Linked DNA regions of Mus musculus: all the other regions are linked to region 1. A link is a loop called in an ENCODE intact Hi-C map of the cell type or tissue named here. Cell type or tissue: heart. All regions are shown on one strand. Links, peaks and the distances in the headings refer to the core of each region. The heading gives the core; the rest is flanking DNA. Region 1 overlaps Itga9 (integrin alpha 9). Region 2 overlaps Itga9 (integrin alpha 9). Region 3 overlaps Itga9 (integrin alpha 9). Region 4 overlaps Itga9 (integrin alpha 9). Region 5 overlaps Itga9 (integrin alpha 9).

Region 1 (6,334 bases), core at 765-5,764:
GATCAAATGCCCAGAAATGTAACTATCACTCCACAATTCAATAATCTCTCTTTAACTGCAGAATTCAGGCAAACATTTCCCCCTCTTTATAAAGTATTTGGCTCTTGTTGAGAAAAAAAAAAAACAAAAACCCAGATCTTACCCTGACCCTATTTATGAAACTTTACTATGTGGCTCACATCTATACATGTACATAAAGAAGAAAAAAAAAGTGGTTTAAAGCTATTGACAAGATCAGTGGTATGTAAAGGGTGAGGTATGAAGAAATATGATTCCATAACAACCATTCCCAAAGTTTGTGGATTTCTCATTGAAGCTTTTGGCAGTGTAGGCAGTTCTATCTGATTTGAAATTATCACCTTCTTTTTGATTCTCAGATGGAAATGAAGGCAACTTTTGCTGGTGTGTGAGTGGCATTTTTTTCAAAATTGGCTCTATGTAGGGATTCCCAGTGACTATAAAATTTTCAGATCTTTTTGTACATAAGGAACACCCTGTAGATACATTGTAGAGTTTATTGATAGCTAAGGATCTATCTTCCAAGCCCATGGCAGAAGGAATTATATCTGGTGGCGGTGTAGCTGATGTGGGCAGTGGAAATTTTATTTCTCCTAGTTTATATTTTCCCCCAGGCACTGAGTGTGGACATATACAGAGCACAGGGCCATGTCCTTTGCTCTTGTGACGTTTGGTTCTCCTGTGAGGAGGTGACAGACATTAAGTATACTGACTTTAGTGAGTGACAAATCTGGAAAGGAAATGCCACAGTGAAATGGAACCAAGAGTGGGGTTCACAGATTTGGGGCTGGTGGCCTGGGCAGACTCCCTGAGAGTGCAGGCCCTGGACTAGGATCTACATTCTGAAGCATCGTCTACATGAAACCCAGGAAGGCATGATGGAAGAGAGGGCCTGGGAACTGGATATGGGGTGGGGGTGGGGCGGGGGGGGGGTGAGCGGAAAAGGAGAAGGAGCTGTGAGCAAGGAAAGGGGCCAAGGGAAGTACACGGTGGCTTGCTCAGCAGCCTTAAAGGGTCAGTGAGCTGAAAGGTAAACCAGAGGGAAGTCAGGGTGGGTTAGTAAACAATATGGCCAGACAATATGTTTGGGATATGTATGGAGGATTTCAGACCCTGTGGTTGACCCAATACAACCTTCTTGGTGTGTCTGTGTGTGTGTGTGAGTGTATGTATTGTGTATATGTATGTGTGAGTGTATGTGTGTGTATGTGTGTGTATGTATGTATGTATATATGAGTGTATATGTATGTGTGTGCATGTAGGCTCGAGGTTGATGCTAACTATCTTCCTCAGTCACTCCCTACCATATTTTCTTGAGATACTAAAGTCTCTTACTAAATCTGGAGCTATCCAGTTAGGCTAGACTGGCTGGCTAGCACACCCCAGAGATCTTCCTGTCTTTGCCTCCCTAGCGTCAGAATCGCAAGGGTCTATCACTGGACCCTCCTGTTTGATCTTTTTACAGAGACCCTCAAGAGTGTCTTGGAATTGCACAGAGAGGCAAACATGGCCTGATGAAGTTCTCCAACTGCACAGAAGATTCTCATCGTTGGCGCAATGATGGCTCCTGGTGGGAGAGACTGAGCAGAAATCACAGCACATGCCGGTTCGTTCTGAATTTTTGCTCTTACTTTTTGGAGCCCACGGAGAAAACGAAGGCAATGCCCCAGGATAGAAAAGAGAGAAAATAGCTCTCATCTTTTTTTTGGAAAAGAAGGGGGTGAGGGTGATTAGGTAATAGCTCAACTTCTCTGCGAGGGAACGAGGCAACTGTTTTCCATTTTAGCTAAGAAAAGGTCAAGAGGGAAATGAACTTGAGAGACCAAGGCTAGTCATAACAGTGGGATTTGAGGGATGCTGCGATGGCTTAGCAGAGAGAACTTGCTGGAAATATGGTTCTGTTGTACTGAAAAGACATCTTGACCACATTCTGCCCGAAGATAGAGAGCGAGATCATGTAGTCCCCCAAGCCACTCTGGGCAGTAAATCCATCTTTCACTGCTGGGGGCAGGGGACGCTTAAGCCTAGTATTCTCCCTAGGAAGACCCTCTCAGCCAGGATCAGGACAAGCCATTGAGTTCCTCCTGAGGAAAGCTGAGGGAGGAGAAGCAGCATGAGTCCATGCTGGGTACAGTATCAGAGATTAAGGCAAAACCGAGCTGCTCAGTTGTGATTTGTGGTATCTGCTGGTACATGAACACAAGAGGCACAACTTCCTAGAAGCCCGCTGCAAAGGAGGCTTCTTGTTGCAATTAGCATCCGAGGACAGCGAAATCCTAAAGCCCAGGACTTTTCAATGTCACCGTGGATAGCCACTGACAGAACAGTGAGTGATTCGTGGTGATAGGGAACTCCAGCGTGAGCTTTCATGAGCGTACATACACAGACTTCTGGGAGTCGGATCTGAACGCCACATAGGAGTAGCCTCGAGGGTTGGGGGCTGGTACTTTTAAAGAGAAAAATCAAGCCAAGGAATGATAAGGCAGACAGATCATTTGTAAACACATCAAGGCCACCAAGCAGAAAGATCTCGTTCCATATTTTCCTGGGGATGCTTTGTTCCCTGCCCCGATAGGAAGACGCAGAGATGTTGCTGACCACCCTCCCTGTCTCCCGGCCATCTTCTACTTCCTCAGTTTGTCTCCGTAGCATTGGCACAAGTGATGCTCTGTGGGCTTTCCTTATTTTTGCATTCTCTTACCAGAAGGTAAGCTACACTCGGGCTGGCAATGATCACGGCTCTGTCTTTCTGTCTTTTATTCTCTGTCGTAACCCAGCCCTTGACATGTGCTGGGTGTAAAGCACTCGTTGAATGACAGGACATGTGGCTTAAAACCAAATCCTCCTGACAGCCAAATATAGCAACAACTGTCATCAGACAGGGAACTGTGACCGACAGGAACACGGAAGCACACGGGAGGAAATATGATAATGTAGAGAGGGCTTCTCAAACAGGGGTGTGCACGTGAACTGTGCAGGGCTTGTCCGAGTGTAGATTTGGAGTCAGAAGTCCAGGTGTGGCTGGAGTCTGTCTTCTAGATGGTGTTGCTGCAGCTGGGTGACATCATGATTGGCAGACAGAATGATGTCATGAGGCCTGGCAGGTGGCTGTGTGGTCCAGTGGTCAAGAGTGACTACCAACCCAGGTTCTTATGAACTCAGACCTTGGATGTCCCTCTCTTTTCTGAGCCACCCCCCAGCTTGTGATAAGTTCCTAGTAATATAAACTTAGTATTTATTGTTATCTTGACTCTAACAGCCCCCTCTCAGAACAGGAATGGAATATTTGAGGTTCCCTTCTGCTTCATCAGAATAGGAAAGGCCGATGGTGATGCTGAGACCGTGATAATGCAAATCTCCTCTCCGAAAGTGGAGACTTTTTGCTGAGTAGATTACAGTCTCTTGGAACAGATTCCCGGAAGTGTGGGGTTAGGACTCATGTTTAAATTCTGACAGTTTCCCTTTCTGTCTTTTATACCTGCCGTATTTGTGGACACACTCATTGTTTTTGATCTTAGCCAACAACGTGTTCAAAGATTAAACCTCATTGTTAGCTTGCGATGCTCTCATTACAGGGAGGCTGGGTTTTGCTCATTTCCCAATTAAACTTCTCCTGTGGATTTTCTGGCCACCCCCATTTGTATGATCTTTTCTTTTTTGGCTTTTCCTTGTTACTTTGAAAAAACAAATAATTGGTCACTTCCCTATGTTGCAAATATCTTTTCCCAAACACTTTTGAGCTTTGTCTGTGAAGTATTTTGATGCTACAAAAGGTTATCATCTTTATACATTGTATCTGAATGAGAAGTGTCTCCCGCGGGTTCAGGTAGTTGAGCTCTCACCTCTGTTGCTGGCGCAGACTTGGCGGCTTTGCCAGTCTGCAGCCTCGCTCCAGTCCTGTTCTCTCTGCTTTGTGTTTGCAGTTGAGGATATGATGAGTCAGCTTCCTGCTCCCCTGCCTGCTGCCCCATTATGGACACTAAAATTTGGAGCCCAAATAAGTTCTTTCTTCCTTAAGTTGCCTTTGGCCATGGCTTTATCACAAAAGAAAAGTGACTGATATATCTGTCAGTCCTTTCTTCAGGGATTTGTGACTGGCTTAGGAGATAGGCTTCCCATCCAAAGGCTATGAGAATATTCAGTACTTTTTTCATGCTTTTAAAAGAAAAACTAACCATATAGCTTGAATTCATTTTCTTTTTTCTGCATTGTACAAGTTTTCTGTGACTTCTTCCCAAATCCCTTTACATCATTTGCTGAATGGTCTGTATACAACTTCCACCTTTGGGAGCCATCTTTGCCCTTGTTGTTGTTCTTATTCTTTTTGTCCTTGTTTTTCTTGTTCTTGTTGTTCTTCTTCTCCTCTTCTGCCTCCCCCTCCCTCCTCCTCCTCCTCCTCCTCCTCCTCCTCCTCCTCCTCCTCCTCTTCTTCTTCTTCTTCTTCTTCTTCTTCTTCTTCTTCTTCTTCTTCTTCTTCTTCTTCCCCCTTTCCATGTCCTCTCCTTCTGCAGGAGGTTGTGTGCTTGATGCAAGTCTTCTAGAAAGGGTCTTGGAGGCTTTACTAATGAACACTCCTAAGAAGTGTACTCCTAAAAGGTAATTAGTACTAAGCTGACGGTCCTCATTAGCTTTAATTGTTAACTAGATGCAGCCTGGAGTGATTGCGAAGGGAGTCTCAGTTAGGGATTGTACAGTGTATGGGGGACTGTCCCGATTAGTAATTGATGCAAGAGGTTCCAGCTCAACGTGGGCAGCACCATTCCAGAAATGCTGGTCCTGGGTTGCATAAGAAAGCTAGGTAAGTGTGAATCTGGGTGTGAGCCAGCAAGCAGCATTTCTGCATGGTTTCTATTTCAAGGTCCTTGCTTGACTTCATATCCTGAATTTCCTCAGTGATAGACTGTGACCTGGAAGTATAAACCCATTCTTCTACCCAAGTTGCTTTTGGTTGGGTTGTTTTTATCCCAGGAGCCGAAAGGAAACTAGAAGACGACCCGAGTTCCTTGAATGAAATCCGTATTCCATTCAAAGTCGTGAAGGATGCGGTAGAAACATCATGAGCTTAGCCAGTCACAACTGACCTGCTGAGGGGTCTCAGGCTCCACAGAGCAAGAGAGGGCTGGGTTGGGCTGCAGACTACCTTCACTTTGAGAAAACAGGGACCCTAAGCAAGGGTGAGCTAGCTGCAGGCTTCTGAGACAAGTGTCTGGAATCCTTGTTCACTGCTGTATCATACGGCCCACGTGACTGTCTCCAGGCTCCTCACCAGTCACACTGTGAAGGCTCTTCACAGGAACACAATGCCTCAACATTTGCTGTCTGGGAATTGCTGTCCTATCTCATGCTAATAATGCGCATGGCTAGTCTTTTCACTGGGGTTAGCCACTGAGAATTCTGTGACTGACCAAGCCCTAAATATGGTTTTGAAAAATCCCTGAAGGGTTTGCTTCCGAGAACTCAAAACCCAGAAGCCAGCTCCTCTTTCTTCTTGGGAGTTTCAGAATCACCAGATAGACACCAGAGAAGCTGCTCTGAAAACCCTGGGGAAAACCTAACACATATCCATGGATAATAGATCAGGAAAGATGAAAAAAAGTACATATCACATGGCTCTTAAATGCCTTGAATATTCACGTGACTTAAAGCTCTGATTTGGTCCATAGTTACTTCTGCTCATGGGGTGGGGGTGGGGGGGTGGATGGGGCTTGTGTCTCCTTATAACATATATATTGTATATATGACACATATATACATATATATATAAAACATATATAATATAGCTGTTCATATGATCAGCTCTTACAGAACACTGTTGTGCTATATAGAATAGAATGAAAACACTATTCATCCAGCTATTGAGGCCAATGCAAGGCTTTGGTTACTATAGTTAATAACAGCTAAGAAGGGGAGGAGTGGGGGCAGTGCAGTGGTAGAATGTGCTTTGCATGGGCTCAATCATCAGCACCAAAGGTAAAAAGCAAGAAGATAGGAGTGTGTGCTTTGCTGAGCTCAAGCTAAGGTCAGGCACTGTCACCCCATTGGTACACACTAGTAGGGGATTGTCTTGTGTGGGCTCAGCAGGGCCCACAGACAAGGGCACAGCACAGGGCACACAGGCATACGTGGCATAGAATGAGGTAAGCAGGCAACCGAGCAGGCTCCTCAGAGACCAGGACCTGCTCAGCACTCTAACACTCACAGGATTTTGGTCTATGGCCCATGTGACCCAAGGAGGCCAACGCCAAAACCATGGCAGCTTCCCACAAAGCTTCCCAGACCTCCACCCCATGGTAGTGTCCTTTAGGCTCTAGGCTTA
Region 2 (6,334 bases), core at 679-5,678, 130 kb after region 1:
TCCACACTGATATCTCATCCAAGGTCCCTGCCATTGTCAGATATGTGAGTGATTATAGCAATTGTATTTGTGATGGTTTATATATGCTAGGCCCAGGGAGTGGCACTGTTGGGAGATGTGGGCTTGTTGGAGTAGGTGTGGCCTTGTGGGCTTTAATACCCTTGTCCTAGCTCCCTGGAGGACAGTATTTTGCTAGCAGCCTTCAGATGAAGATGTAGAACACTCAGCTTCTCCTACACCATGCCTGCTCAGATGCCGCCATGTTCCCACCTTGATGATAATGGACTGAACCTCTGAAGCTGTAAGCCAGCCCCCATTAAATGTTGTCTTTTAGAGTTGCCTTGGTCATGGTATCTGTTCACAGCAGTAAAACCCTAGCTAAGACAATATTCACCCGGGTTCAACTTAGCAGATGGCTTAGGTGGGGTCACATCACTGGCTTAAGGCAATGGTGGAGCACTGAAGCTGGAGTCTCAAATCCATGAATTCATCTGAGCCACACTCTTAGCTGCCTACCATCCTGTTTCTCTGGCAATATTCATGAGGGTAAAATGTGAACTTGACTTCACCTCACTTTCCATTTAATCATCGGGAACTCAGAAATCATTCTTAGTAATATCCTGGTAAAATTTCAAGGGAGACTCCAACAGGCCACCAAAATAATTGAAAGAAAACCAGTGGCTCTCAGCAGCATGTGACAGTCAATCCAGTCCTATTCCCCACCCCATTTAAACAAAAATGCAGTTATAAGCTTCCTCCTAGATTTCTGAGATCGAACAGCAAGCAGGAGGGTAGGATAAAATGAAGCATGATGGGTCTTCAGGTGGAGAGTGTGATTTTTAGTGTCAACTGTCAGTTTAATAAAATTAGAACTGCCTCCAAGCATGTCTGTGGGGGATTTTTTTTTTTTTTTGATTAGGTTGAGGTGTGAAGACTATCTCACTATGGGTGGCACCAATCCCTAGGAAGGGATCCTAGACTGTATGAGAGAAAAGTACTAGCAGGCACAGTCTTTCTTCTGTGCTCCTAATTATGAATGCAGTATGAATGGTCCCCTGAGCTCCTATTGTTATGTCCCCCACCCCCACCCCCACCCACACCCCATGATGGACTGTATCTGGAATTGTAAGCTGAGTACATTGGTTTTTTGTCAGAGTGTTTTATCCCAGTAAGTGAAAAGGAAACCAAGAGAATCTGAATGCAGCAGGAACTTCTCCCATCTATAAACCCAGTCTTCTCCCATCCCCAGGAGTCTCCTTGGCTTCTTGACACCTATACAAGAAGGGTGAGATCCCCTTGGCTGGAGTCCAGACTTGTTCACAGTATAGAGTGTGGTTTAGCAACAGGATCTCTCAAAGACAGTTTGAAATACTATGTTACTTTTCTGTTGTCATAAAACACACCAAGGCAACTTATGGAAGAAAGAGTTTGCATGGGCTTATAGTTCCAGAGGGCTATGAGTCCATCATAGCAGGAGGTGTGATGGCTGGAACAGGAAGCTGAGAGTGCTCAACCATGACCATGAAGCAGAGAGTAGAACTAGAAGTGGGACTAACCCCAAAGCCCAGTGACATAAGCCTCCGGAAATGGCTCTAGTCTCAAAGCCCAACGCCAGTGACATACTTCCTGTACCACCAAACCAGCTCAAACAGACTAGGGACCACCCACTGGGTACCAAGTACTCAAATACCCAGGCCTATGAGGAGAATTCTTATTCAAATCACTACAAATTCATTGCTGACCTACTGGATTTAAAAAAAAAAAAAGTCAGTTGGGGCCCAGACACCTGCTGCTCTAGCAATTTCTGTTGTATGTGTTTGATTCTGATAAAAATTTGAGAATCACTGGTCTTACATGAGAGCTGCTGATTTGAATCATGGGACTACAAGAGAACTCTTGCTCCTGTATTTGCAGCTGATATCTAGGCAGTGTTTCTGGACATTTGAGTCACTTCCCAATCAGGGCTCTATGGGTTTGTAGTTCAGGTTCAGCCTCCTTGTACAATTGTCCATTTGTGTTGTTGTTTCTTATCCCTAGCCTAACATGGATGTAGTGTTATACAAACAAGTCAGACTTTGTACTGTCGTAGGCATTTAATAACTTGCTGATGAGATGTGGTCTTTAGTTACTCTCCATTCCTGGAGTAGAACTGTGGCCAGCCAGCAGCAGCTATAGCATCCAGAACAGTTATAAATCCCACCCCTTCTGCCTTTAACAAGTGGCTATACTGAATATCTTTAATCGGTCACCTCAGACACCATGGCCTAGACCTTGAGTTTATTTTTCTTTTATGGTCAACTTGAAGTCTAAGATAGTTTATTTGTAGAAAAAGTAGGTTGTAGGCTTGTGTCCCAGTGAATCTGTTTCTTAAGCAACTAGACAATATCAGGTCTGCCACATCTTGGTATGTTCCCAGGAAGCAATGCAAACAGCCTCATTTAAGCCCTTTTCTGAATCAATCAATGAGTTAGGATTTTCTATTTCTAGTCACCTCCCGTCAGGAGGGTGTCATAACTTGCGCTCTCTCATCTGGTACAATTCCAGAGCCAATTTTAAAAAATATTTCCTTTATCTCTCTGCTCTATGAAGTTACCCTGTGACAACATCACTCCTTTTCTATGATTAAGATTGAAATAAGAACACTTATATCTGTGGAAACTGAAGGAAGCTCTCAGATGTCAACATTTGTGGGAAAGTGCACATGAGCCCACTGGGCCTCGCACAGGTCAACCTCAGAGGTAGATTTTTTTTTCTCCCAGGAGTCTCCCATAATCCTTTGCTGCATCCATAATGACATACCCTAATGAAGTATGACAGGTCATGCCACAAAGAAATAATGGGGAAAGGAGGCATGTGTCAAGTCGACACAATCCTCATCTATACATATCCAGACACTCCAAACCTTGCCTTGATTAACAAGAAACTCAAAATGCAGCCTGGCCTTCAGACCCCAGTGCCCATTTCACAGCTGAATCTTTCCCCCATTAATACCCCCAAGTTTGCTGCCCAGCCAGATCTGATTGGTCAATCTCCTGGGCACTTAATATGTAAGAATAGCAACAACCAGAATAGCCTACAGGACTCCAAATCTGCCCCACAAAAGCTGCCAAGAACCTAAGAGGTTCATCCATTTGGGTCTTTGCTATACCCAAGAGGTCATCCAAGGCTAGGGGTGGCCACACCCAGGGCAGAAATGCTGGGTTATTAGAGATGTAGGCAGCTGTTTCAGGGCATGGCAAATCCGCTGACCAACCTATGTCAGGGGAGCTGGCTTCCCACAGTCGTGTGACATTAAGATGGTTTAAATTTTCTCACTGGCATGATTCAGTGATATGCATCCTCAAGGCAGTTTCAACTACAGCACTATAAATCAGACGCTTAATCTAACCCAGCTTCATACGCAGCCATAGCTATTCCTCGGAGGCCTACGATCCATCATACCAAGGTCTTCTAGTATCTCCAAGGCTCAACACACAAAAGCCATGCCAAAGGACTTGTCATGAAATTTTTTTCCCATCCTCAACTCTATACCCAACTCTGCCAATCCAGCAAACACTGCAACCCCTCTTCTGTGGGCCAGGATTTTGTGGCCTTTTAGGTTAGAGCCTAGAAAGATACTCATTTGGGCGACTCAATGGGGCATCACTGAGTCAATGTTAGATGCAAACTCTGTTGTGGTTCTTAAGGTAGGAGACACTCAGGAAGCATCTAGCCCAAGCCTTCTCTCAGATTGAGGAATGGGACTCCTATGACTCACATTTGAAGCTCTCAAATGAGGAGACATTTACTACCTCAGTCAGTCAGCTCTGGTGGAGAAGCTGGATGTCACAAGCCACAGGCAATACACACAGGAAACGATGTTCATATGTCCAGGTTAGGGGTTTCCTCTCTGTAATCAACATTTGCTGAAAACTAAAAGTCTTCTTAAGCCGTACAGTCCTGGGGCTGGAGAGATGGCCGAGATTCAGAGGTGCTTTTCTCAGTTCCCAGCGCCCACACGACAACTCGCAACTGTAGCTCCAGGTCCAGGCATCCAATACCCTCTTCTGTCCTCCAAGGGTACATCAAGCACATGCGACACATACACACATGCACGTAAACATGCAAGAAAACACACACCCACACGCCTGAAATAAATATAAATAAACCTTTAAAAAGTACCAGAAAGATAATAAACTGGGACTTCCTAGATACTGGCTTGTTAGTTCCTGCTGTAAACCTACAGAATCCAAGACTCCAGGCATAGGGGACCTGCCGGTCAGCTGGAGAGAAGATTTAAATAGACACACTTCTAACTTTAAGCATCTCTAAGTGTAAAATTCCCTGGCACTTACATCTACATGGCTATACCATCATCTCTGTTAGACCCGTATCTCTACCATCCTCTCCTGAGTATCTTCATTGTCTCTTCTAAAACTCCATACCCGCTTATGATCAACCCATTTAAAAGCCCCAGGTGACTGTATGGTTGTTGCAGTGTAGGAAACACATGCATGTAGTTACACAGCATAGCATCATGTCATTAGCCACATAATATCAATGGTGACTGTCCTTCTGCCTATGTGGCACCCACGATCTTCTCACTTCTCACTATACAAATGTCTTGAGAATATACTTGGCATATATATGCCAGCCTTCTGTGGCCCACTCAGCCTGGGGCTGTTTATCACAGGAGGCAGGGTCCTACTTGGATAAGCTCTTAACTACAGTCTAGGTAACACTCCAGGCTCCATGGGAACCTAGGAAAGGGAGTCTAATGGAAACAGAGGGAGGGAGTGTCAGCCATATGCCAGGGACCTTCTGGGGGCATTCTGGTTAAACCACATCTATCCATCCATATCATAACCCTGGGTTGGCTCCATCTCATGGAAACTGGCTCTTCAAGGAGGAAATAAGTGTGCTTTAGTCTCAGTCTGTGGGGTACAGGGGTCCCATTCACACCCCAGCTCTGCCTTCACTCTCTGCTGGACAGCCTTAGCCTTCCAGACAGCAATTCCTCTCACAAGTCTTTAGGAGTCCAAGACCAGGCCTGCTTTGTTTAAACACTTAAAGCGCATGCACATCTTGAATTTTAACTAGCATTTCTGTTCTCTTTGTGAGAGCCAGTCTTTCAGGATGTCTGTTGGTCCTCTTGAGTGTCTGTCATTCATTCCCTCATCTATTAGTCTGGGTGTGACTGTACGACCGGATGAGCCTCCGGACTCCAGCCCAGCCACAGAACCTATGGGCACAAGCACTCCACAGGTACCCGTTGAATTGGGGGCCAAGTATATCTGTCTCAGTGATGTGTCATGATTCTTTAAAAGATGCCCATTCACACAAGAGTTGCTTTCTCCTGCATAAATCTGTAATAATTGAATGACAACGGTGGGTGGAGGAGAAAGGATCCTATTTTCTTCCATCAAGATGAACAATCACTCAAGGCTGCAAAGGGTCTAGCTAAATTTAACATGAAGTGTGGGCTTTCAAAGAGTTTTCTACAGTACATAAGCCCACTAAAAATATAGTACAGCAATTAGCTCATCAGAAGATTGATGGAAGCTGTAAGTGGTGGGGACTGCAGAGATCATGCTATCTTTAAGCAACATCTATGGATATGAAATAAGTCCTTCTAGCACTCAAGTTTGAGGCTAAAAAAGTTTCCATATAAATAGAGAGAAAAGACCTCTGAAGGCACAAAGCCAAGTTACTGCGAGAAAACCAACCGCTCTGCCTCAGCTTCAGAGATACAAAAACGCTGCAAGGTCAACTAATGTAAGCATCTAGTCTCCTCCAGTGTTTTGTGGTCCTGAAGCGTTGCAATCCAGGAGCCTGTCCTTAGTCGGATGGGGTATTTTAAATGTACTTTATTCTAAAATGTATCTGAGCATAAAATTTTATTTTGTCTTACTCTATACCACCTGTGACAGGGTGAATGTGCAATACCACCCCACCCCCACTGGTTGGAGTGTGTGAATACTTGGTCCCCAGCTGTGGCATTAACCCAGAAGGCTGTGAAACCTTTAGGAAGTTGAACCTCACTGGAGAATGTGGGTCATGGAGGGTGGATCTTGATGCTTTATTGCCCAGTCTTACTTCCTGTCCTTTCTCTGCTTCCTGCTCAGTCATGACCTAAGGTGAGCTGTCTCTGCCTCATACTCCTGCTGCTGCAAAGTCACTTGTTGCCAGCCTCCCCTACGTGATAGATTGCCTCCCATCCAATGATTGGGCAAAATAAGACCTCCTCAAATTGATTTTTGTCAGGCATTATGCCGTAGCAACAAGAAAAGTAAGAAACTCATCTTATCGTCTATTTCTAAAATGCTGGTGTACAAGATACCAGCCCTTGGTGTTA
Region 3 (6,334 bases), core at 856-5,855, 57 kb after region 1:
CTGTACGTGCGTGGGAAAGTGCCATCAGAGAAAGCACAATGGATGGACACGTGACAGGGAACAGTTGCTGGTGGGGCCTGGTGAACATGTGGACAGCTGTGGCTGAATGAACAGAGCGTGAGGCGTAGCCACTGAGTGTGGGTGGGGAATCCAGACTCCTCTGGTAGCGGTTTGTCCTTGGCATCGAAAGTGGACCAGTCAAAGACAGGGAGAGAAGGGGAGGGTGTTTGGGAGTATGGCAATGGCAGAAGAGCCGGAGGCGGGGTGAATCGGCCAAGGATGGTAATGATGAGATGAAGGTGATAACAGAGATAAGTTATCTATAAGCTATAAGCTCTGGGCAAAATGAAGTCACTGCAGTGGCCAGTCTCTAACTGGCCAGCTCATTAGAGGAAGATGTGGAGAAGCCTGGGAGTCCTCGTGCAATGGACAGTCATCTCTTTCAGCTCCTTGGCTCAGGCAACCCCATGACAGATGAGAAGGGGCAGCTAACCCCTCTAGTCTTTAAGCTGTGGGCCCCTGATTACACATTCCCATGATCTACAGATGTTCAAGTGGCCTTATGTTGGTGACTAACGCTCCCATCGACAGCTCTGAGTTTTGAGGGTTTCACAAGAGCATTACGGTCCTGTGGTCATCGGAGTTGGCCACAGGAGGTTTGAAGACCCAGAAGTCACTTCCTTGAGCTACACCTTGCCTCCCTTGTTTCCTGTTGAACTTGTACGCCCGCCTCCAACCCTCTTTTAAGCCTCGTCAGAACCGGCTTGTATCTTTCCAATAAATGAGATTTAAGTTCACTGGCATATGTTTTGTTGTCCACAGCAATTAACATAGTTAATACAGCGTGCAAGGGAAGAGGACCATTCAAACACTCGACCGGCTATGACTCTTTGAAATACAAATTTCATGGGGGTGGGGGGGAGGAACCGTCATTATCCATCTGCAGAAAGAAGCCCCGCTGTCTAGCACGTCTGGCACGCCAACAAGAAAAACATGTGAAACAAGAAATCGGATGGCCTTGCTTTGGAAGCAAGAACTCCGAGGATCCAAACAAGATGTGAAAAATTAACTCAGAGGAGAGAGTTACGAATTCTTGAATGGACTCCAATGAATGAAGACCTTGACCTCAGCCTTTCTGCTGCTGATTATTTATTATTGTTGGCCACTCTGGGTCTAAACAACTGATGGGTTATTTCTGTTCCCATTTGCTTTTGTAACATGAAAGGAGAACGGCCAGACCTTGAGTATGGGACAGCATTAACCTAGCTTGATCAGGGGAAGGACCTGCATACATGTTCACACAGGGCCAGAGACCTCAGAGTGACCAGTCACTGTGGAATATTAAGCAGAGAGACCACATAGGTGGACACAGCATCACGGGCCAGAGCTGCCGCCTCTTTCTCAGTGTTGTAGTTCACGAGGTTAGTCTTTTCTCTCATGTGTAAATTCCCAGGAATCAGGCCAGAAACACCTGAACTCCTGCCAGGCCCACCACGGGCCTCTGCCACTTAACCATGCAGTAAGGTCATGCCTGGGTTTTCATAGTCAAGTGATTCCAGCGGGCTTTGTGATTAAGGGAAGCCAGGCACCTTCCAGGGTAGAATGTGGACTCAAAACTTTGAAAAAGAAACCTTGGAGTTGTTTTCATTCTTTCTCTAAAGCTAAAACTCTATAACCAAAACAGTAGGTTGCTGCTCCCTAAGTTATTCTTAGAAATGAAACGAAAATACAGTTTGCTAGCATGGGACCGGGTACTGTCAAACAAGCCTTTTGGAGGGCTCACAGGACTGGACGGGAGAGCCTCCTTTAGAGCTGAGGAAATCGTGAGGCAGAGAGCTGGAGGCTGGAGGAGAAGCAAGAGCCTCCGCTGCCTCCAGAGCCTACTCCTTGCCACTGCCACCAGCGTCCTTTCTGTCCCATCTGCCATAGTGCAGAGGTCCTTCCTGGTCTCCTCCTGTGAATGACACACATCCTTAGAGTGAGCTTACCAGCCCCATGAATTCTCATTAGCTCTTCTCAGAACTTTGCCAAGGTAGCCTCACACTAATTTTTAAAATTAATTTAAAAGAATTTTCATGCATATATACAATTAAACATGGTCATTTATACCTCCAATTTTTCCTTCTGACTCCCCATCCAACTTCATAATCCACCCCATCTTTCTAATAACTCACTGCCTCAGTTACTTTTCTTTTGCTGTGATAAAACACCATGACCAGGGCAACTTGTAAAAGAAAGAGTTTAATTGGAGCTCACAGTGCCAGAGGGTTTGAGTCCTTGACCATCATGGCTGGGAGCATGGCAACAGGCAAGCACTAGAGCAGTAGCTGAGAGCTTACATCTAATCCAAAATCACACACACACACACACACACACACACACACACACAGAGAGAGAGAGAGAGAGAGAGAGAGAGAGAGAGAGAGAGAGAGAGACATACAGAGACACAGACACACAGACAAACGAGCCAGAGGTAGGGAGAGACAGAGAGAGACAGAGACAGAGACACGCTAACTGGGAATGCTGTGGGGTTTTGAAACCTCAAAGCCCACCCCAACTGACTTACTTCCTTCAAAAAGTCCACACTTCCCAATCCTTCCCAAACACTTCCACAAACTGAGGACCAAACATTCAAATATATGAGTCTCCGGGGACCAAGTGCATACAAACCACCCCACCCACGAAGCCTACTTGTCACTGTCCATGTGTGAAAGGGGAGGGCCAGGGCTGTGAAACACAAACTTTTAGACTTGGCATGGTGTGGCACTTATGTCGCTCAAGCTGTGGCTGAGTGAACAAGATCAATCCAACCTAAATTCCAGCATAGGTTGGGGAGGTTCTCTCTAGGCCAGGGGTGGCTGTTGGCAGTTAATCGCTAGCTCTGGGAGGGAGAATTATTCTTTTGTACATGAGACTACTGGTAGATCTTGCATACTAATCTGGTACTGGGGACCATGTCTCCACCATGGGGTGTGACAGAGGGACCAGGAAGGAGCCTTTGTTTCCGTCTGCTCATCCTTACACTCCCAGGGTCAGAATTGGTTCCAGCACAAGTTTCTAAGGGGATATAATTCCCTGACAATTAGGAAGATCGGCCTGGACCTGATGTGTTGGTCGTTTAATCTTTCAGTGGGGTGTCAGAGGCTGGCCTCTCCTGAGGGAGTTCTATGAGCCCTCACTGAACGGCAGACAAGCACCCCGAAGCAGGCAGCAGACCATCAGCTTAATCTGGACATTTTCCGGAGGGAGAAGCTGAGTCTGAGAGAGGACCCAATCAGCGGAGGTCACCCAGCCCTGCTGGGTCTGAGCTAGAGCTAGTGTCAAATGTCCTTAGCCATCCATGCTGCCACTCTTGTATAATAAAGCCCATCATATCAGGAAGGGCTCTGGCGAGAAAGGTTCTTTTAATGACGTTCAAATAGAACAGGCCTCTGTGAAGACCTGCTGCGCAGACACGCCTGCCAAGAGTTTAAAACAATCGTGCACAGTTTGTGTGCCAGACATTCCATGGGTGCTTGTTTATTTATTGAAGAACAATCTTTCTAATTTTCAAGGAATTTTATCCTCTGATAGATTTTCCCATTAATTCTAATTTGCTTGTGCAGCCTTTTAAGTGGGTCATGCTCCTTTGCACACAGGCCCTTCGCTGCCCTTTCTAATGAAAGGGATCATTAACAGCCACCAAAAGATTTGAATCGCACCCTTTCCGTAAGCCTCATCTTCTACACTTTCATAGCTCGATGGACACACATTGCTTATTTTTTTTTTATTGAAAATTCCTCTTTAATATATCTTTGCATCGTTTGTTCTGTGTGGGTATTTTGCCTGCCTGCCTCTGTGTGTGCTGTGTGCACACCTAGTGCCCGTGGAGGCCAGAAGAGGATGTCAGATCCCCTGGAACTAGAGTCACAGACAATTGTGACCACGTGATTGCTTGGAATTGAACCTGGGACCTCCAGAAGATCAGTCAGCGTTCTCTGCAGCCCTACTAAGACATGTTAAAGCAGCTACCTTCGGAATGTATTATGGGGTCCCTAATTCTTTAGCATGAATTCATTCACTGTTCCCAATGTCAGGCAGTACTGGTAGCCAACTGGGAGTTGTGTGAAGTCCCAGATTTTTTGCTACACTTATTTTTCGGCCTCATTCCTTCCATCCAGCATGAAGACCATCCAAAGTTCCTTACTGGGGTGGACTTGATGCATATATCAACGACTTATGCTGAATCCTCATGGATGAAAACTCCACTTCTTTCCAGATAAGTTGTTCTAAAGATTCAACAGGAAGAACCTGAGGAGGCTGAAGGACGTTGGTGATGGATTTTTTCCATCACTGGATATTTTTCAATGTTCCTAAAGATCTCAGCTGTGATCTTACGTGGAAGTAAAAGCTACATGCCAGAGATCATGCTTTCCTCTTGCTACCAGCATCAACGGGTAAGTGAAAGATGCTAACTGCACAACCACTAAGTACGTCCCAGTCAATTATACTCATGTAAATCAGATTGGTTACTACACACACACACACACACACACACATACACACACACACACACACACACACATACACACACACACACACATACACACACACACATACACACACACACATACACACACACACATACACACACACACATACACACACACATACACACACACACACATACACACACACACATACACACACACACACATACACACACACACATACACACACACATACACACACACACACATACACACACACACATACACACACACACACACACACCCCTCACTGAAGCCTGGAGATGTGGCTGAGGGGTAGAAAGCTTACCTAGCATATGTAAGGCTTTAGGTTTAATCCCAATACCAAAAAGAAAAACCACAGTGATAGTGCCAATTTCTTCAAAACCCTCTTGTAAATTATTAAGTGGGGTGGGTAGGGAGGGGGCTGGGGGAGTAGAAAGAATATGACCAAAATATGGTGCATGAAAAAGTTACAAAATATCTTAAGTAGCCTTGTAAGTGTTGAGAAATGGCAAGACAAGAACGCATCCAAGTGGATTTCCCCCACAATGTAATTTTTAAATTTTACTTAAATCTGATGTCCAAGGCTTACCCGTCAGGCAAGAGACTACCACTTGACACATGTGATAAGAAGGTGAGCCTTAGAGCTTTGGGAGAACAGGAACATCTTAGCATGGGCTACCCTAAAAAGAGACAGGTTTGAAGCAAGTAGTATTTCAGGAGAGATCTCCAAAACTCACACAGGGAAGGCTATACTAAGAAGTAGGCAACGGTGAGGGTCGTGGCATGAAGCCAGTGACCTCTCTGGGTGCCTGGGACCTTGAAAAGCACAGCCTCAAGTTATCCCATTTGGGATAAGGAATATCTGTGCACTGACTCCAGACAGTCCCTGGATGAGGGTGTTGTAGCAGTGGGAGGTGGTACCCATTCCAAGCAACATTGATGGGTGGAAGAGATGCAGTTTCTGATATCAGGAACAAGGCCAGAAACTCAGGACTGGGAGAAAAGGGATCTAGGTAGCAAGGATTCTGTCTGGGGGGAAACCTGTCACTAGGAAGATGCAGACACTAGTTAATCCTGTTACTTCTGAAAAAGAGGGATCCAGGCTCCTCTGGAAGGAGCCCCAGGCTCTGGATAACACATAACCTTTAACCTCTGTGGTCCATGGATGACTTCCACAAGGGTACCTCCCAGGTATCATAGTTCCCTTCTCTTGTTTGTATATTTAAGTAGTGCATGTACGTGTGTTTGTAGGATGGCAGTCAGAGGTCAACCTTAGATGTCATCCATTCCCCGGGAGCCATCTACCTTGCTTTTTGAGACAGGGTCTCCAACTGGCCTAGAACTCACTGAGTTGGCTGATCTGCCTGGCCATTGAGTTCCAGGGATCTGACTGTCTCTATGTCCCAGCATGAGATCACACTGGGAGCTGAGAGAGTAACAACCAGAAATAAGATAGAGCTATAATCCCTGAAGCCTGCCCCTGTGCAAGGCTACGCACCTAAAGGTTTTATAAAGGTTCCATAATCTCCCCAGCACTGGCACCAGCTGGGGACTGAGCATTCGAATATTTAGGCCTGTGGGGGACACTTCACATTCAAGTCACAATGTTGCTGGCTGGGAGGCAGGGCTTCACTGTCAGTCTGTGTCTTCAAGTGTCAATTTTCATGTTCTACATAAAACAGCCTTAAATAGGACATCAATACTAATCCTATAATAATAACGTTTTTATTGTAGCATATTATTATAGTTACTCTGGTCTATTGTTAGTAATTTACCTGTCTAACTTGTGCATATAGAAAGAAAACATGGTTTATGTGACA
Region 4 (6,334 bases), core at 442-5,441, 120 kb after region 1:
TTGGTATTAACCACTCGGGGCTGCTGGCTCCACCGGTAGGTGGATGCATTTATCCCTGTACATAATCTGAACCCTCTGGAATCTTCTCCATTACTTCACACTCAGGCCTCTGCTGTTCTGGGTTGCCCCAGATATATTTGGAGATAGGGCTATCTCTATATTTCAAGGTAGCTTTTCTTTCAGCATGATGGCGCTTCTCTTCCCAGTGCTGCAAATCTACCAGATATGAAACACAGCAACAATGTCCTTCCATGTCATCTTAGGACACTCCATGAGGCACATGATTCCCTAGGGGTTACAACCTCTTGCTTTACAACCACTGTCTGTCCTTAGAGTCCCAGATTGCCCTGCTCATGCTCAGCAAACACAGCTATCCCTTTGGTGCTAAAAGGGGTCATGCAGGCTGCTGGGGCATCAAATTAATACAAATATTTCTGAAAACAGGTTGGTTTGGACTGGTGATCGCCGTCATTCCATTCACAGGTGCTGTTTTACAAATCCGGCCCTGCACTAAGCAGGTGTGGATAAGGACGCAGTTGGCTCTTCTTGAAGGGGAGGAGTCATTCCAACTCGCATCACTGCAGCTATGTAACTCACCAGGGCTGTGTGTGGCCGTGGGATGGCTCTAGGCTCCTGATGGTTGTCTTGTGTGCCTGTGCCTTCTTTCCAAATAAGCAGCTATCCAGCCCCTTCCATTTTTCACGCAAAATCCACAAAGAGGGCAAAACACACTTCACACTTCTTTAACAGTGACTTCCCCCCCCCCGTCCCCCGCAAACTTTGAACTGCTGTCCCCACTGCTTCCCACTGTTCAATAGTCTGAGTGAGAGAGGTGGCCAAGGTTGACAGATCTAGGAACAAGGCCTCTGATCTTTTCTTACTCTGCTCAGGTTCCCCACAGGCAGAGATTTGAGTCCCACCTTGGAGGCACAATGGTAAAAAGCTGTCGATCTGACTTTTATACTCCCATGTTAACCCCTACCCACAAAGTGTTTGTAAGTCCCTGCTCTGGTGGCCAGCTGTTAGCCCAGACCTCAGGCAGCCCCAGGGCTGTGACCTCACTGGCATCATTGGCAACCATGAACCCATGGGTGGTAACAGCAACCTGGACTGACTGACCCATTAGCTCACTGGCCAAGTGGCCCGTGGTTACAGCCCCAGACTTGGCCTTTACTGGCTCCTATTTCTGGGGATTTCTGCATCATGCCAGCTTTCAGTCCTTCTTGGCATCACATGCCCAGAGTAACAAATCTGAGTCCAAAGCAAGCAAAGGGAATGTCACAGTGCAAGGACAGAACACATCCTCCCCACCGAGATAACAGGTCAGGATGTCAGACTCCCTGCTTCCGCCTGGGCCACTGGGTATCTATTTCCCCTTGATTCTTCTTATGTTGAGCTTTGTACTTGGAAACCGATGGGCAGATCCCATCAGGTGCTAAGGCTGTGAGTACAGCATCAGCATCTTCCTGAACCACCCCTCTCTGAGATTAGCACAAGGGACATAGGGTCATTAGACACCTTTTCCTATGGGTTCTTGTATTCATGACACAGTTCTATAGCACCAGACTATGGTGGGCCAGTGACCAGCCTGAACATTCCTGCTTCACATCCTTTGCCTTCCTGTCAGCTCCATCCCCCAGAGACAGCGTTATCCACTCATCTGCCAACTAGAGACCTTAGGGGTTTCAGGCTACCTATTTCCCTTCATTGTTCCCCACATGCTCTATCACCAAGTTCTGGCTAATCCTGCTCCCCTGCCATCTCACAAGGAGATCTGTCCTTCATCTCCGATCCCAGTCCCACGGCACTATATGAATGAGTTGGCTGTTCAGCCTCAGCCAAATTTTCCAGGTTCTTTTGAGGCCAGCTGTGAGTAAATTTTCCTTGACAGATAGTGAGTGGAAGGCATATGACTTGTCTCTAGAGAAGGATGCCTTTCCTCTGTTCCCAAGAAGCCAAAGACTTGAAGCCCCCAAGGGAATGGGAGAGCTGGCAATGGAAGGATATGGAGTCTCCAAATCCCTATGTGGAATACGCTATCTCCAGTGAGGAAGAGCCTGGCTTGACTGACAACAACACCTCAGCTTGTTCTAACGGCCACTCTTGTGTTAAATGGGTAAATCCAAAGCTGCCTTGTTGCTAGTGGGAGTTAACTAGCATGGGAAGCCGAGGAACAATAGGGAAGAGATACATCTTTGTTACATAAAGAGAGGAGAGATACAAAACACAATAAATGTACCATTTCCCAACACTGCGGGTCTAAGTTAGGAACCACAAAGGGAGCTCACTGGTATCCATCCATGACTAAGGTCAGAGTTCCAAACCCATCTATGCTTATTCGTCCCTTTAGGGTCTAAGGCAAGATCAACGTAGAGCCTCCCATTGTTCATCCAGGACAAAGCAACTCGCCTTGGACCCAGGCAAGGTTCCAGAGTAGAAATCAAGGGACTTCAGGGTTGGAGCCTGGCAAAGAGTGGCTCTTGAGGTCAATATTGCCGTTGATACAGGCACATGGAGACACAGGACAGAGGCCAGCAGAGAGGAAAGGGCCAGGAACATTTTCTGGATCCTGCCAGGGCTCAAATCATTATACTCAGGAATTTTGCTAACGTGCAGATGGGGGTAAAAGGGCCTGGGGTTTATACAAGGGGATATCTAAGCCCTAGTGACAATAACTGAGGAGAATGGGGGGCAGTTCTACAGCAAATCCAAGGCAGGCCCCCATGAAGAAATCATCCTCCTGACTTAACACTAGCTGCTCGCAGACTCTCTCTATGGGCTAGTCCCACCTTCCCACCTTCCCACCTCCCCATCCCACAATCCCCCCAGGCCCCCACCTCCCCACCCTCCCAAACCCAGCAGGACACAGAAGCAGGTTGTGTATACAGCCACAAGTGCACCAGCTTCCCTCTCAGGCACAGCTAGGAGTCCTGTACACTGGAGGCTGCGCACGCCGGCAGAACTCATTCCATCCCAGGTTACATAATCGCCCAGCCACAGCCAAGGTCTGGACTGATGATCACCATAGAAAACGCTCCAGAAAATAAATTCCAGGCGCATTAGGCAAACGGTCCTTTTAAATAAACAATGGCTTTCATTTTAGCACAGGCATAACGCACAGAGGTGGGAGAGGAAAGACGAGCTGAGAGGAGAATGAATCTGTCCTCAATCACAACTCTGTCACTTTGAAGTGCTCACATCCTCTGTGTATCCCCAAAGGCCAGGACTCTGGGGCCAGGGCAGGAGGGTTCCTCCAGACCAGCACTGTCCCATACCACATTGCCTCTCTACCAGTGGCCTTCTAGGGCCCACCCATAGACCTGTAAGGAGGACAGCTGTACTTGGAAACAGACCCAGGAGAGCTTTCCAGCCCCAGACTAATGCCAAAGAACAGGGTGGGTATCTGTTGGAATGGATCCTGGCTGCTGGTCACATCATAGTTCTAAGCAGAATTGAGCCGGGGTGGCCACAGCTCAATGGTCCAGCTTGACTGCAAGCACACATAGTAACAATGCATTTTCAGAATGAACCCTGAAATACTGGGAACCAGTTAGCAAAAGAGAACCCAGCACTCCTTCCTGTTGGCTGCTCTCTCTCTCTCTCTCTCTCTCTCTCTCTCTCTCTCTCTCTCTCTCTCTCTCATACACACACCCAGCTGGACTCCACCCTAGTCCTCCACCCAGCCCTGAAACATCTTCCTCCCATCTTCCTGTTCTCTATCGTCACTCAGCAAGTCAGGAGAACAGGGGACTGGGGTGACCTGAGGACAGGCCCTGGCTCATGCAGCCTGGCTAGACAAAAAGCAAGGTTCATAAAAAGATGGCCTCCTCAAAAAATGAAGAAAAGCACCAATAGCGTCCAGGCACCAGTGGATGCCTCTTGAACCAACATCCATATACAAGCCTGACCATCGTGCCTGGACCACCTATGCCCATGCTCGGGAGGCCTCTGTAGTGTGACATGGAGGCAGATCACACTGTGAAGGAGGGGTGAGCCAGGAGCCAGGTGCCCAAAAGTGCTTTGTTTGTGCACTGAACTCTCAGGAGCCTGAGAATTCCAAGTTTGATTTTGGCCTTCTAGATCATGAGGAGGGCAGGGCAGAGAGTGTTTAATACCACCTTGGTTTGTAACTTTTAAACCTTGAGGCTTTGCTGAGTGGAACTTCCTTTATACTCTGGTTCAAGACACAGAGGTCTCTACATTGAACTTCAAGTATAGGTGAGGTTGTGAGAGGCAAAGCAAAGTCTTAGGAAGGGATCCCTCTCTCTATTTGGCTAAGAGCAGGAAACCCCCCAAAGAAGTTGGGGGAAGGACTTACAAATAAGACCAAAGCCAGCTCTGATGCACTCCAGAATGGACACGCTATACCGCCTAAAGAAGAGAGATTTGGTCCTTATGTCACAGAGACTCCTAGGCTTACTCCACTCTTCCTAGGTGACCTCAGGTAAGGTACATGAGCCTCTGTTCTCTCATTGTCTCTTTGTGAGCTGCAGGTCACAAGTCTCCACCCCACAAGGCTGCTTTGAAGACTGGAGTCACACTGACGCACCGTAGGTAAATGGTCATTGTCACTGCCAGGTTTCATCATGGAAACTTCAGCATGCCAACAGTGCTGGACGCTTTGCAGGAGTTAGTGGTGGAGGATTCATGGATGAGAATGTGGACAGGCAAGCAGAAAGATGGATGGACCATGGGCACGTGGATGGGTACTTTAATGTGTGTCACTAAGTACACAGCCCTCAGAAACTGCCCATCGGGTCCTGATTCATCCAGAGCTGCCCCTTGGAGTGAATCTCAAGTACCCAACATAAACTGCACTTGTCTTTCAGAGAGAAAAACAGAGACACGAGCCTTGGAGCTCCTTCCTGGAGCTGGGACTTGTACTTCAGTCCTCTAGGGAAGCTCCCCGAGCTCATGGCAAGGGACACAAGCTCAGCCCTGGAGGGCACATCCTGGGGCTCTCTGTCCTGAGAGTCTCAAAGACCCGCCATGGCCTCGGGGTTACTCTGGAACACAGAGATGCTTTTTAGTCTAGGAATTATTAGTGCAAGTTAACAGAGGCTTGGGTTTTAGTCACTGATATTTAAATGCAGAAGGAGAAATAGGCTGTTTTCTCTGATATGATGTCATATCATAGGATGTCCCATATATGATGTCTTATGTGCTAAGGGACACAGTAATGAATCAACTTCCAGCCAAGATGCCCACCATGGATGAAGGAACCATGTCAATAAATAAACACAGGGCACCACAGCTCCTGCTCCTGCAAGCCCTTAGCCTTCCGTAGTTCATTCCACACTGCCATAGACTTTGGAGAAAGGCATATGGAGGGGTCAGACTTGGGGATGGGAAGAGAGTATAGGCGAATCGAGTGTCACAAAGAGTACTTGCAGTCAACAGCCTCAGAGGACTCAGCCAGATTCGCAGTAAGTTTGTCAGCCACCCAGGCTGCCCAGCAACTGATTAAAATTCAGTAAAATTCCCAAATGCGTTGACTTTGGGAGTTGCTTCTCACTGTCTTAGACAATGTTCTGTTGCTGTGAACAGACACCACGACCAAGGCAACTTTGATAAAGGAAAGCATTTAACTGGGGACTGGCTTACAGGTTCAGAGACTTAGTCCGTTATCATCACAGGAGGGAGCATGGGGGGGGCGGGGGGGCACATGGACATAAGTGGGGAAGGAGAGAGAGGAAGAGAAAAGGAGGAGGAGGAAGAGGAGGAGGAGGAAACACACAGATAGATATATATAGAGAGACTTTAAAAGCACTTTAAAACCTCAAGGCCCCCCATTCCCACCCAACCCACCCCCTACCTGCGACAGAAGTCTTCCAGGTAGGCCATGCCTCCTAATCCTTCTAATCCTATCAGACAATTCTACTCTATGGTGAGGAAGCATTCAGATATGTGAGCCTACAAGAATCACTCTTATTAAAAACCACCACACACCCCCAAACTACACAGACCTCAGAACTTAGGCAGAATGCATTTGGTAGTGATCTGGTATCAATGATTAGACATTTTCATCAGTAATTAGGCACAGCTTTCGACAACGGCTACAGAGAGGAAACACATTCTTAAAGGGAGACTTTCTGACTTGGAGGGAGGAACCAGGCTTGTTTTAGGGAACAACACGGTGCTATTATCCAGAGAGATGCAGGTAGCATTCTCCTTGTCTGGGTTCCCTAGAACTGTCAGGAAAAGAGATATAACCCCCTCCTCAGAGCGTTCTACAAACTCCTCTTTCGTGATCTAGGCATTGGGTGAGTTGAATGACTGAAGGAATCCTATCAAAAAGTCTCGCAGCAGCTCACAAAGGGTGAGCAGTTAACTT
Region 5 (6,334 bases), core at 513-5,512, 160 kb after region 1:
ACCCAGTAGGTAGACAGTGTTTTCTTTCCCCTTAGGGTGCCTCACACTGAGGCATGAGATGCCCAGCAGGACTGAGTTTAATGGACCCACAGTGGTGACATGCTTAGTCATACAGGCCCTGTTTGGTTTGCTAGAATGGCTAATTTATGTGCCAATTTGGTTGGACCTCGGTAACCCGTCAAGCACTGAACTACACACCTCTGTAAGGGTCTTTTGAAATGAGTTTGACAGTTAAATTATTAAACTTTGAATGAAGCAAAACAAATTCCACAATGTGGGTGGGCTGCAGTAGTTGAAAATCTTGAGAAGAAAACCCCTAAGTTCTTTCTGTACCCCAATAAGGAATTCTGCATCGAGCCTGTCTACAGATCTAAACCAAAGCTTCAGCTCAGCCCGCATCTTTGCCTAGTTCAGAATTCAGGCTTGTCAGTCCTATTGTCCTATGAGCAAATCCCTTAAAACCCATCAGCTCGCCCCACACCCCCTGATACTCTTATTCTTCCCGTTTCCAATCTCCCTGGCCTGTTCCTCTGGAGAATCCTGCTTATGCCAATATTCTGTCACATTTACAGGCTGGTACTGCCCGGGCTCATCCCTCTGCCAAGGTGTGCCCTGAGACCCTTGTCTTGGGAGTCTATTGTGGGAGATTTTTAAATTAACCCAGGGCAAGTCAGAATAGGGGAATGACTTTGGCTTGCTACGCCGCGCTGGGTATTTTGCAAGCGCCTACTGCTCAAAGTATCACTGCAGTCACGAGTGAAGATTCTGGAGGCTCATGGAAGGGTAGGAGGCTGCAGTTCAAACAACAGAGCCATAGATGAGACACCAGCTCTGCTCTGAGTGGGGCATTCAGGTGCCAACCCTTTAACCTAGTAGCTTTATCCCCAGTGTTCAAGTGTCTGATCCCAGACAGACCTGGTTATCCACCCGCCAAAGGTAATCATTTCCTCTCTAGCGCTGCCTCCTACGAGGTATGGAATTTATCTTGACATTTTAAGTCTATATAGGTTGATTCTTCATCTGACTCTCCCTTCTAGAAACAAACAAGATTCACCATGAAGAAACTCCTGAGTGAGGAGAGTCTGGGAGCTGCCAGAAGTAAGAAGAAACGGTCGACTGTGAAGCCCTCTGCTCCAGCGGGACCTTTAAATAGCTCCCACTCAAGTGCCCCACACATGCTAGGCTGGAGCCAATCAGCTCGCTTGAGGTAGGGTGGTGTCTGAGTAGCAACCCCCTAATGCAAGCCAGCCCTCAAAGCCCCTGCCCGGGAGGATGCTGGTTCTGGTTAGCTCCGGTTCTCACAGCACATGACACATCAAGTTCTTCCTTCTGGCAGTTTGTGTCTATGCCATGTCGAATGATGTCATGTGGTGGAAAAGCTGACCGTCCCCAGTCATGCCCCTCCCCTCCCTGCCCCAGAGCTGGTTCCCAAAGGCCCCCCACATGGGCTGGGGCCGGGAGAGCACCAGCTGTCTTGAATCAACTGGGGCTCTGGTCTGTCCCAGCCAACACCAAATCATTCCCAAATCTCCATCAGAACAAGGTTTCAGCTCTGAAAGTTGACTTCCAGCCTTACTCATTTCCCTCAGCGCATCCCAGGAGAGGAGGGAAAGAGACATTTCCACCTTGCTGGCTTTTCTTAACCCTCTCTCTCTTCTTCCAAAGAATGCGATATTTACTTGAGCAGCAAGCAATTAGTTTTTTAGGTAACTCCGTTCCTTCCGTGGACAAGGCTCTCCGTTTCCTATTCCTACACTTCAGGGGACCAGAAGCTTTGGGAAAATTCTCTTCATGCAAAAAAAGCTCTCCAGAGCAGATACACCACCTCTAACGTCAGAAAAAAAGGGTTTGCGGGTACCAGGTATCTGCTTCCGACTATATTTCTGCTATGCCTTTGGATGACCTGAGGGCCATCCTCGGACGCTGGGATCGACAGCTTGTCTGCAGGCAGTGATAGGGCCTCTGCTCAATGGAAAGCTTTGTCAGGTTGTCTGTAAGCCAGGGAGATGTGAAGGATCAGAGAGCAAAAGACAGGCTGGGCACACAGCCCTGTGGTCGAGGGTTTTCGTAGCATGCTTGAGACCCTGGATTCAACCCCTGAACTAGCAGGTGGAAAAAGCAATGTCATGGGACTCAGCCCTTGCAAGTTTTCATCTGATGCTAGGGCAAGCCTGTGACCACCAAGACAACCCTATGGTCTAACTAGAGACATAGCCTATGGGTAAGGAGCAAATCGCTCTTGGTTACAGAAATCAATTCTCTTTGTGGCTGTCAGGAGGCTCTAGGAAGCCACAGGCAGCCAAGGATGAAGCATCCGAGAATACTCTTTGGAATGAGCCGAACTCTTGTTTGCAATTGCTTAGTGAAACATGGGATAAACCTGTTCGTGAGGCTGCCTGCTGCCAGAGTGGGAAGCCAGCCGGCATGCCACTTGGCACGTGTCTAGAAGGGCAAGTGAGGAGACCCCTCCCGCTAGAATGTGAGCCTGTGCTCTGTGCCCAGGGCTGAGCACAGCGTCTGGCAGAGCTTCATCACGCTTTGCTGATCCAAGAGCCCAAAATAACACAGATGAGGTTCATCTTCCCACCTCCATGCTTCCAGAGTCCAGGGTGAGCACGGAGAACGGCCTCTGAGAGCCAAGGCTCTCTGGAGTAGGAACGTGGCCTTCATACTTCAGATCCCCCATGAACCGAGATGCTTCTCTGCTGGTTTATGAAGCCCTTGGTTCTCAGTTCCAAGCCCACCATCCACTCTGCTGTGCTTCTAGGGTTGGGATCCCACAAACCTGTTTTGCCAACAGCTCCCTGTGAGGTTCTGCCAATAACAAGAGGGAGAGAGAGAGACAGGGAGCCTGCAAGGCTGGAGGGGTAAGAAGGCCTTTCTCCTCCATGCTTATTCATCCGCTTAACCAACAACTTTTTTTTTCATGGCAGCTGGCCCCAACAGCCATAATTCAACTTCTTAGTTTCTTCTCCATGGCCCAGAGCCCTCATCATACTTTCTCAGAGGGGTATGTAGTTCCACCCAGTGCTCTCTGCTTAAAGAATTGGGTTGGAGTTGCACAGAGTCCCTTCCACAAACTCTCAGGTTCTGATAACCCCAAGGAAGGAGTTAACTGAGTGTAACCTTGACAGGCCACCCAGAAGCTTGGTAAAGCACAGGTCACTGTCTTCTACCTGAAATTCTCTTTCAGTTTGTGTGTACATGGCTAACCAGAAGCCCGCAGGAGATGTCATGCAGCTGATCTGAGCAGCTAGCTGGACAGCTACTGGCTTGGACTCAGCCATGGCAGCTCTCCTCTGCAGTTACCACTGCTTCCTCTCCGGCCTGCTCAGTCCCTTCCAAGAAGAGTCAAACCCTCTTACAATGTATACTGCGGCAATCTGTTTCCTCACTGGATTTTGCTTATTACAGTGGCCAAGGCAAATTCACCCCTTATGGACATCCCATTTCTCACAGTATTCCCAGAAGTCACCATTGCCCCTCTACAGGCTGAACTTGACACTGCTGTGACCAAATGAGAGTTGAGATTTCCCATTGCTGAAGCAAGATTGAAGAGACGTGTACTTGGCCAAGCCCGATAGGTTCCAAGGACAAGATGCAGAAGCCCAAGGGACAAGACAGCTTCTCTGGCTCCCAAAGTCATCCTCCAAACAGGTCATGTGACTGAAGACCCACCAGACTGATGCCACAGAAGACCCCACCCTTGGTTGTAATTCAGGTGCCCAGGTGGGGCTGCCCATATGCAGCCATCTGCTGGTAAACAGCCCAGAATACAGACATGCCGAGTGTCCAGAAGACCTTTCCAGACAGGCATCACCAGGCAGTCCACAGACAACACCCGGGACAGCTAGGGGTCCACCGCCAAAAAGAAGTAGGAAGGAATACAGAGCCCCCAGCTCTGCCTTCTGAATGCAGAGGCCTAGGAGATGACCCTGGGTGGAGGACCATTTGTCCTGGAGGTGCCTGTCCTTCCTGTATCTGGAGACTGGGGACACCGTCTTCCTAGCTCTGTGGAACCAAGAGTCTCCTTGCTGACCATGGGGGATAGCCACATCAGCCCTGGCTTACACAGCTCCAATAAGCTACCACCCCCACTGATGACCACATTTCCAGAACAGCCATCCATTTTTCTCTCTAAACTCTCTGCTCCACAGCCAGCTCATTCTCCATTTCTGATTGAGATGTCCCTCATTTTCATGAAAATGACAGAAGAAAATGAGATGATAGTTTGGGAATTCATTCCCTAAAGGGATGTAAATGAAAGCCTACCCCTTTTCTAGAGGGGTTCAAGGGCCAAGCAAAGTCCAGAACAAACTATGATCCCCTAAAGTCCAGCTTGGGGAGAGAACCAATTCCCAACAGGGAACCAGGAGGATTGTTGGGCTAACTTACAGAGCATGAAAGAATGGTTCTTGCAGGAGTGTGGGTGATCCCAGAACAGCCACTCTGGAAAGTGTCACCCCAGCATAGATGACAACTTCCCCACAGCTGCATGGTCCTCACCTCTCCAGTGACCTCCCACGGCCACTCCAGCGTGCCAGAGACTGTGAGGCCAAGCGCAATTAGGGCAGAATGACATACAAATGGCTAAGAGGTATGGACGCAAATGGCTGGAGTCTCAGGTGAGTCCAGTGACTTCCCTCTTCTTCCTTCTATGAGGGAACAGACAACAACCTCATCTCAGGGGCCTTGAGTAGTTCCTGCTATTCAGATGAAGTGATGGTGGTTGTCCCCGGAGGGCAGCATCTTACAAAAACAAGTGAGGGGACTTCTCCTTACTGCCCTATCAATTTCAATATCGTCCACACGTGAATCTTAGTTCTTCCATGTGTGCACATACATGTGCTTCTGGGGGTTGAATTCTGGGTCTCACACATGTTAAGCACTTTCTTTAAGACTCAGCTATAACTCAAGCCCCAACCTGGTTGCTAATGGCAAAGATTCCTAGAGAGCCGCAGAGTACAAAGGGACATTTGTCTTCAGTGACTCATGTGACAGAGGCTAGGGAAGTGACCTGAATGGAGAATGCACAGGGGTCAAACACCCACCACTGACCACTGCCCAGGTGGCTCCTCAGCCTGCCTTTCCACAACCTTTCAATACTTTAAGGACCATGGTCAAGCTCAGACCCTAGTGGTCTGTGAAAAGCTGTTGTGTGACTGTGGCCCCGGAAAGGGTCACCGGTTGAGAAAGCATAGGGGCTCCACCCCATCTCCTCACTCAGCCCTGGAGTCTCACGCTCTGAGCCTTCTTGCCCTTAAACTCACTTCTCGGTTTCTCCGCTCTCCCAAATGCCACTCATTTTAATGTTCTACAGAACCGAAATCATAACTATAAAAGTGGTGTCCACCACCACATCAGGAACAGAGCAACGAGAACTCCCCACAGGCCTGCAGCTCGGAACTGTTCCTGGTGTAGGGCGCAGGTAGATTTGAGTAAATGGTTATTGAATGAGAATCAGTGTGAACTATTGCTTGCATATCTTCTAGAGCTCTAAAATATCCCTTTTATGTGTAACAAAATTAAGATTCAGGGGTTTGGGAGTATAGGCATGTATTTATCGGGCAAGAGGGCCTGGGTTTGGCAACTCCCCATCCCTTCCCCGTTCCAACATAATAATTGCTTACAGCATCCTGTGAAATGTTTGCTAACAACTGATCAGCATGTTGATGTAACGGATGGAATGTCCTAAGTCCAGCTGAGGGAACTACACGTGTGGGTGTGCTTTGCAGGTTTGGGGGTTGTGCATAAGTACGAACTCCAGAGTAGTGCTTTTCACACTCAGATTGCACACAAACCTCACACGGAAGTGGCCATAATTAGCTACAGCTCTCCAGTTGACACTGCCTCTCATCATCAGAGGGAATCTCAACTGAGGCATGTACCTCATTTTGCCTTGTGGTCATATCTAATAGAGAGTGTTCTTGATTGATGGTTGATTTTGGGAGGGCCCAACCCCATGTGCAGCACCATCTCCCTGGACTGTCCGAGAATGTCTAACTGAATATGAGCTTTTCCCAAACTCTCTGAGATGCCAGAGTAACACCACACTCTTAAAAACCTGAGTCCTGGAAACCTTCACCTCCAGATCCCAAAGTCAGCTGTGTGTCGGGTACCTAGTTGATGGTGCAAGCTTAGTGGGCGGCCTCCAGATTCCTATCATCTCCTTATGTCAATGCATGGAGTGTTGCATGCAGAGGATGCTCAGGCACTCCATCTCAGCAGCCCACACTCTGCCCCGCCCGGTGAGTTCCCGTCTGGTCCTCATGTATTTGGGGAGAGAATGCAGGAAGAGGTTCTTGTCCTAGAGCTGAAGGGTGTGTGAAACTTG

The links. A loop is a pair of places that touch in the nucleus more often than their neighbours do. Peaks named below come from ENCODE experiments on the same cell type or tissue, not always from the same donor. Only the 100,000 strongest peaks of a DNase experiment are listed, where the experiment ranks them.
Region 2: a loop joins it to region 1, with 2.1 times the contacts of the local background. A loop is called at or near these places in 3 of 42 quality-filtered maps.
Region 3: a loop joins it to region 1, with 2.3 times the contacts of the local background. A loop is called at or near these places in 4 of 42 quality-filtered maps.
Region 4: a loop joins it to region 1, with 2.1 times the contacts of the local background. A loop is called at or near these places in 3 of 42 quality-filtered maps.
Region 5: a loop joins it to region 1, with 2.1 times the contacts of the local background. A loop is called at or near these places in 3 of 42 quality-filtered maps.

The regions. Positions count from the first base shown.
Region 1 is chr9:118,853,407-118,859,740 of GRCm38, reverse strand. All of the region lies in intron 23 of Itga9 (integrin alpha 9), which reads right to left. Among named protein-coding and RNA genes, the nearest start is that of Gm39454, 5.6 kb to the right of the region's middle. In heart, for the core only: no CTCF peak of the experiment used is centred there; a DNase peak (open chromatin) is centred at 2,840; H3K27ac peaks cover 1,104 bases; H3K27me3 peaks cover 371 bases.
Region 2 is chr9:118,718,345-118,724,678 of GRCm38, reverse strand. All of the region lies in intron 15 of Itga9 (integrin alpha 9), which reads right to left. Among named protein-coding and RNA genes, the nearest start is that of Itga9, 110 kb to the right of the region's middle. In heart, for the core only: no CTCF peak of the experiment used is centred there; a DNase peak (open chromatin) is centred at 3,104.
Region 3 is chr9:118,796,393-118,802,726 of GRCm38, reverse strand. All of the region lies in intron 17 of Itga9 (integrin alpha 9), which reads right to left. Among named protein-coding and RNA genes, the nearest start is that of Gm39454, 51 kb to the left of the region's middle. In heart, for the core only: no CTCF peak of the experiment used is centred there; DNase peaks (open chromatin) are centred at 1,026, 1,396 and 3,346.
Region 4 is chr9:118,734,701-118,741,034 of GRCm38, reverse strand. All of the region lies in intron 15 of Itga9 (integrin alpha 9), which reads right to left. Among named protein-coding and RNA genes, the nearest start is that of Gm39454, 110 kb to the left of the region's middle. In heart, for the core only: no CTCF peak of the experiment used is centred there; DNase peaks (open chromatin) are centred at 1,134, 2,564, 2,974, 3,294 and 2 weaker places; H3K27ac peaks cover 1,953 bases.
Region 5 is chr9:118,689,604-118,695,937 of GRCm38, reverse strand. The region is part of intron 14 of Itga9 (integrin alpha 9); the gene reads right to left. Among named protein-coding and RNA genes, the nearest start is that of Itga9, 86 kb to the right of the region's middle. In heart, for the core only: no CTCF peak of the experiment used is centred there; DNase peaks (open chromatin) are centred at 1,337 and 2,487; H3K27ac peaks cover 1,299 bases; H3K27me3 peaks cover 648 bases.